Regions from separate parts of the Homo sapiens genome. Here region 1 is linked to region 2. A link is a loop called in an ENCODE intact Hi-C map of the cell type or tissue named here. Cell type or tissue: ovary. All regions are shown on one strand. Links, peaks and the distances in the headings refer to the core of each region. The heading gives the core; the rest is flanking DNA. Region 1 has its middle 44 kb from the start of RAB11FIP5. Region 2 overlaps SPR (sepiapterin reductase).

Evidence for each region. Peaks named below come from ENCODE experiments on the same cell type or tissue, not always from the same donor. Only the 100,000 strongest peaks of a DNase experiment are listed, where the experiment ranks them.
Region 1: it touches region 2 in a loop (6-fold over the local background); 82 of 110 quality-filtered maps call a loop at or near these places.

What each region holds. Positions count from the first base shown.
Region 1 is chr2:73,155,385-73,158,289 of GRCh38, reverse strand. No RefSeq gene overlaps it. Among named protein-coding and RNA genes, the nearest start is that of RAB11FIP5, 44 kb to the right of the region's middle. In ovary, for the core only: no CTCF peak of the experiment used is centred there; a DNase peak (open chromatin) is centred at 1,429.
Region 2 is chr2:72,891,319-72,894,223 of GRCh38, reverse strand. SPR (sepiapterin reductase) reads right to left here. Exons shown (of 3, transcript NM_003124.5): 3 at 2,066-2,877. The coding sequence ends at 2,687. Among named protein-coding and RNA genes, the nearest start is that of SPR, 5.4 kb to the right of the region's middle. RefSeq lists enhancers at 1-215, 616-705, 1,543-2,044. In ovary, for the core only: a CTCF peak has its summit at 1,325 (motif pointing left); a DNase peak (open chromatin) is centred at 1,328.

The sequences.
Region 1 (2,905 bases), core at 240-2,739, 260 kb before region 2:
TTACTCAAGGACGCCATGCCATTGCTCCTTCCTGAAGCACTGTCTCTGGGTTTCCAGGTCACACACTCTCTCCCTACCTGTCTAACTGCTCCTCTGTGGGCTCCTGTGCTTCAGAGCCAGTGACCTTCAGGTTTGGCTCTGTTGTCCTCTCCTCACTCTACACTCCCTCTCTGGGGGCTGGCTCACCCCCATGGCTTCAGTGACCTCTGTCTGTCGAGGGCTCCCAACAGATCCCATCAGCTCCCTGCTGTCCCCCCTAGTGCTAACCTGAATAGCAGCCACCTAATGAGCCCCTCGCTGGGAAACACCCCACACACTCAGCTTGTCCCACGCAGGACCCATCATCGCACACCCCTAGCCTCACTCAATCTGTTCTTCCCTGTTCCCATCAGTTTCTCAGGCTAGAAGCTTGGGGGAGACTCCCCCCTCTTCCTCAGACTCCACACAGAGCCTGGCACTCAGGAGCAGTCAATAAATATTAACATTTATTTAGTGACTTTAATCAACCACCACATCCAGATGACTTTATCTTCTAAAAGGAGTCTGTTGGCCTCCTTCCACCATCTTCGCGTTTGTTACTTGTTTATCTCTCCATGAGGCTATGGGATCCATTTTAGAAGCGGCAGAGGTGTGAACCCAGGACACCTTAATGAGATGCTACGGGAGGCCGGGCGCGGTGGCTCTCGCCTGTAATCCCAGCACTTTGGGAGGCCGAGGTAGGTGGATCCCGAGGTCAGGAGATCGAGACCATCCTGGCTAACACGGTGAAACCCCGTCTCTACTAAAGCTACAAAAAAATTAGCCGGGCGCGGTGGCCGGCGCCTGTAGTCCCAGCTACTCGGGAGGCTGAGGCAGGAGAATGGTGTGAACCCGGGAGGTGGAGGTTGCAGTGAGCCCAGATTGCGCAACTGCACTCCAGCCTGGGCGATAGAGCAAGACTCCGTCAAAAAATAAAATAAAATAAAATAAGATGCTACGGGAGAATGAAATCCAGGCTGCTTTCAGGGCGTCGCGCTGCGGGACTTCACGCTGTCCCCCAGGCGTTCCCCCTTCCATCCAGGAGGAAGAGCGCCTTTTGAGTTGCACGTCCTCAGGGCTGCATCCGAAGGAGCAACTCTTTCTAAGCACCCGAAGGACAGGTGACAGCTGTCCACTCCCAGAGTCCAGGTCCGGCAGGCTGCACCCCCCTCACACTGGCTCAGTCTGACTGAGCCCAGGGGCGTGGGGGTCTTCTGCTTTCGGGAGGTACCCCTCAGGCTGTGAGCTAGGGGAGGGAGGGCCGTGCGTCTTGTGGATCAGTGGGGGCAGTGAGGTTGACCTGGGTCTGGGAAAGGAATGATGACCGACTTTCTCACTGCTCGCAGCCCGCAATGGGGGCGGCCTTCCTGGCTGGAGCCAAGCGACCTGATTTCTTGGAGAGAAGGAAGTCAGAACCCTGATCTGGCAGCGCCTCCGGGAGCCGAGCTGCTCACTGGAGTGGGAGTTCTGGGACAGCAGCAGAGGGCGCCCTCGGTTCATCACTGCGCCCTGCGGAAGTTGCCTGGTGGGGACTTGGGGGCGCACGTTCCAGTGGCAGCGGAACAGAGGGGTAGCGCCAGAAGACTGCAAGCCCCAGTCAGGAGACCAGGCAGGAGGCTGGAGCATGAGACCTGGTAGGAGGCAATCAGTGTTGTACAAAGACCGTGACAGCGGGGATGGAGCCGGGATAGGAGTTTGGATGTGATGGGAAAGTTCTGATAAGCCATTGCATGTGGGGAGCAACTGTGAGGGCCTGGGGAGCTGACTTCCACCTTTGTCTCCTGGATGACATCCAGAACTCGGATAGGAATACAGAAGAGGGGCCGTGTGGTGGCGGTCAGGGAAAGTGAGTAGGGTTTTGTGGAACGTGAGGTCCTGAGGACATCCTGTAGGAGATGTGTACTGGCAATTGATAAATAATTCTGGAGCTCTGGGGAAAGGTTGGGGTTAAATATGCAGATTTGGGATAATCATTTTGTGTGCAACCATGCAAGCTATGAAGTGGCTGAGAGTTCCCAGGTTTCGGGATAAAGGCAGGTCCAAGGCAGAAGCACTGGGGAGCATCAGCATGGGAGGGACTGGGGGTGTATATACCAGAGAGGTGGGAGAGAACCCAAGGGAGCGTGTGGTGAATGCAAGGGGCAGGAGAGTCTAAAAGTGGATGAAGCCGGGCGTGATGGCTCACGCCTGTAATCCCAGCACTTTGGGAGGCCAAGGTGGGTGGATCACTTGAGGTCAGGAATTAGAGACCAGCCTGGCAAACATGGCAAAACCCCGTATCTACTAAAAATACAAAAATTAGCTGGGTGTGGTGGCGGACACCTGTAGTCCCAGCTACTCAGGAGGCTGAGGCAGGAGTATCACTTGAACCTGGGAGGCAGAGGTTGCAGTGAGCCGAGATGGCACCACTGCACTCCAGCCTGGGTGACATAGCAAGACACCGTCTTAAAAAAAAAAAAAAAAAAAAAAATGTGTCCACTTGCCCGCCCTCTAAAGAAACTTTGCCAATCTGGTCCCAGGATCTTTTATCATGTATGGTCCAGAGTGGGAAAACAGACAAAATTAAGAGGCTGGAGGGAAGGTGGGGCCTTCAGCCAGAAAAACGAAGTTTATCTATACAATATAAACAGGTGTGTTGACGGGGTAGTTAGAGAAAGGAAGTCCATGTGGGGTGGGGCGGGGTCCCTGCATTGGGGCTTAAGTATGAGGGTTTCCAGAAGAGCTCTAGGGTAAAAGAGAACTGGGAGAGGGAAATCAAATGGGTCTTGAAAAGTGTGTTCTAGTGGAGTATAAGTTGAATTTCTTTTTGATTTCTGTTTGGAAGCCAAATAACACATATTTGAATAGGACTCTGTATCTATGTTGAACCACATAGGACCTCAGCTTT
Region 2 (2,905 bases), core at 245-2,744:
GTGCAGGCATGTATTTGTGTGTGTGCACTCACGTGTGCTCATGTGTGCGGTGGCCAAGGCCAGGTCATGCGGTTGGGGAACACAGATGGTTAGCCCCTGGAGGGTGGCTGCTTATGGCCTGGAGGCCGCCACAAAAGCCTCCATGCCTCAGTGTGGGTGGACCTGGGGAGGCTGAGTCCAGGGCTGGGAGCAAGGTCTGGGAAATCCCTGAGGGCAGAGACTGTGGGTCACTGAAGAGGCCTCGGGACCTGACAGGAAGAGTGATGCTGCCCATCTCTGATCTCCCCAATTCCCTGGGGGCCCGAGAGTCCAGAATCCTGGGCTGCAGGGAGAGATAGCCCAAGAGAGCACTTCCGAAGCTCTTACATCTCTGGGCTCAGAGAAGACAAATGTCAGGCATGGGAGGGCCTCGCCACCTCGTGGGGACAAGCGGTACTCCTCACTAAGCCCCTGGCCAACCAGCCTAGAGGGGAGGTACAGAGTCAACCCCGATGATCATCCACAAGGAGCTGGACTGGCACTGCCCACCCTCACACTCCCACAGGAGCAAGGGGCCTGGTGAGGAAACCTACCCACCACCCACCACGTCATGAAAGGCAGCCCAGGCTGCCATAATCCATGGCCTCACCACACTGGAAACACCTCAGACGAAGGTGTCCAGGAAAGAATCTTGGAGTTCACTGCTCTAAGGAAACTGAAGCCCAGAGAGAGAGCAGGGCTCTGCCCAACACCCCACAGCATCTCTGTCATAGACAAGGTAGTGGGACTGAAGGTTCCTGACTCCAAAGTTCACACATTTTCCTGTAAATCCAAGACAAGGTATCCAGACCAGACCCCACCCTCACCTCCAGGAGGCTGAATAGGGGCAGTACAGTGAGAGTTTTTGCCTCAAGTCAGGCAGGGGAGGATGTCTGAACTGTCTAGAGGAGAGGAGGCTTCCAGCAGAGTTCCAGGATGAGCTGGATCTTGATATTTAAAGGCAATAAATAATATTAGCATCTACAGGGCATTTACCACAATGCTAGCACTGTGCTGAACATTTACAAACATTAGGTCACTTAATGTTCAAAATAACCCTTCAGGGTAGGTGCCATTATAATCCACATTTTTCAGATAAGGAAACTGAGGCACAGAGAAGAAACTTGCCCTGGGTTACCAGCTGTGGCAGAGCAGGAACCTGAGCCCAGTGATTTCTACTTCGATGGGGGCATGAGGGCAAGGCATCTGCTGGACCAGGTAAAAGTTCGCCCATTCCCTCCTAGGGGAGCAGGCAGGGCACTGCCAGCTTCAGCCTAGGGCCTGCCCTTCAGCAAAAGGCGCGGCCTCCATGCGCCCTCTGCTGAGCACAAGGAGGAGTTCCCTTCTGCACACTCAGAGGCAGGCTGAGTCCTGGAGTCAGCGGGCAGGGGACCACGCTTCCTTCTCCCAAATATGGCCAGGGGCCAGGGTGCTGGCTGCAGACCACCACTGCCGTGGAGCTCGCAGCCCAGCCTATGTCTACCAACCTGCACAAGGATTGGCTTGGTTGCAGCCCTGATTTCTCAGAGCTTCCCTTTCTTGGAATCTTGCCCATCTCCCCCAAAGGCATGCTGGTCCTAAGCCCACCCCACTGACGACCTGGACCATGGGCCAGATGGACAATGCCAAAAGGGCCAATAGCAGCTGGCATCCATTCACAGCATTGCCACGTGGACAGGGGGTGGAATTGGCAATCCACAGAGTTGGGGAAAGGACCCAGGCTTTAGGGCCATGTGGAGGGCAGGCTGTAAGCTGGGCCCTAAAAGATGGGTATTCTGAATAGCCCAGGGTGAGAAAAGGGCTATCAAGGCTGGGGTCAGCGTGGGCAACAGCACAAAAAAGCAGGCATGCCGATTGTGGGCAACTTTGCACCTGGGCTTGCCACTGAGTGGGGCCTGATGACTGGAGGCAGATGGCCCCCGGAAAGCTCCCTAGGAAATAAGGACAACACCTCACTTTTGGGTTAACTGCCTTGGGAATGGCCTTGGGCCCAGTGAACCAGGCAGTCAGTCATAGGCCCTGTATCAGAGGAGAAAGCAAGCATGAAGAAAGGACAATCTGTATTTTATTTGTATCTGCCTTTGGCGTGTATACAGACACCCAGGAGCCCCTTCTCCCAGCCTGGGGGAGGGGTGGTAGATTCTGAAGGAAGGAGACATCAGAGTGAGGACACAAAGTTCAACAGAAGGTCCTGCTACCCTCAGCAAGGGGCATCTATGTGGGCTGGGACATGTACCGTCTGCCCTTCCTCCCATCCAGGCCATCTGCGAATCTACATGGGTCCTCCTATTCGACACCAGATCACTCTTTCCTCTACCCACAGGCTTGCTATGAGCAAGAGACACAACCTCCTCTCTTCTGTGTTCCAGCTTCTTTTCCTGTTCTTCCCACCCCTTAAGTTCTATTCCTGGGGATAGAGACACCAATACCCATAACCTCTCTCCTAAGCCTCCTTATAACCCAGGGTGCACAGCACAGACTCCTGACAACTGGTAAGGCCAATGACCTGGGAGCTCACAGCTGGCTGTGCCTGAGGGCAGGGCAGCAGGCATGAATGCTTCTATGTGTAAGGCAGGACTGCCCCTATGGCAGGGTGTGGGGAGCCACAGGGCTCTGGGGTATGTCTAAAAGTGGGGGCAAAAAGGTTCAGGAAGCCAAAAACATGGGCTTATTTGTCATAGAAGTCCACGTGGGCTCCAGACTTGAACTCGTCCTTTTCCAGTAAGCTCAGCAGTTTCTGGGCTGACACCTTGCAATCCACCAGCTTCCCCTTTGCCTTCAGCTCCTGCAGCCCTTTTCGCATGTCTGGGTCCACGGAGGTCTCCCGGGCCAACTGCTGCATGTCTGTGTCCAGAGGACCTAGAGGATGAAAAGGAGACGATGAGGG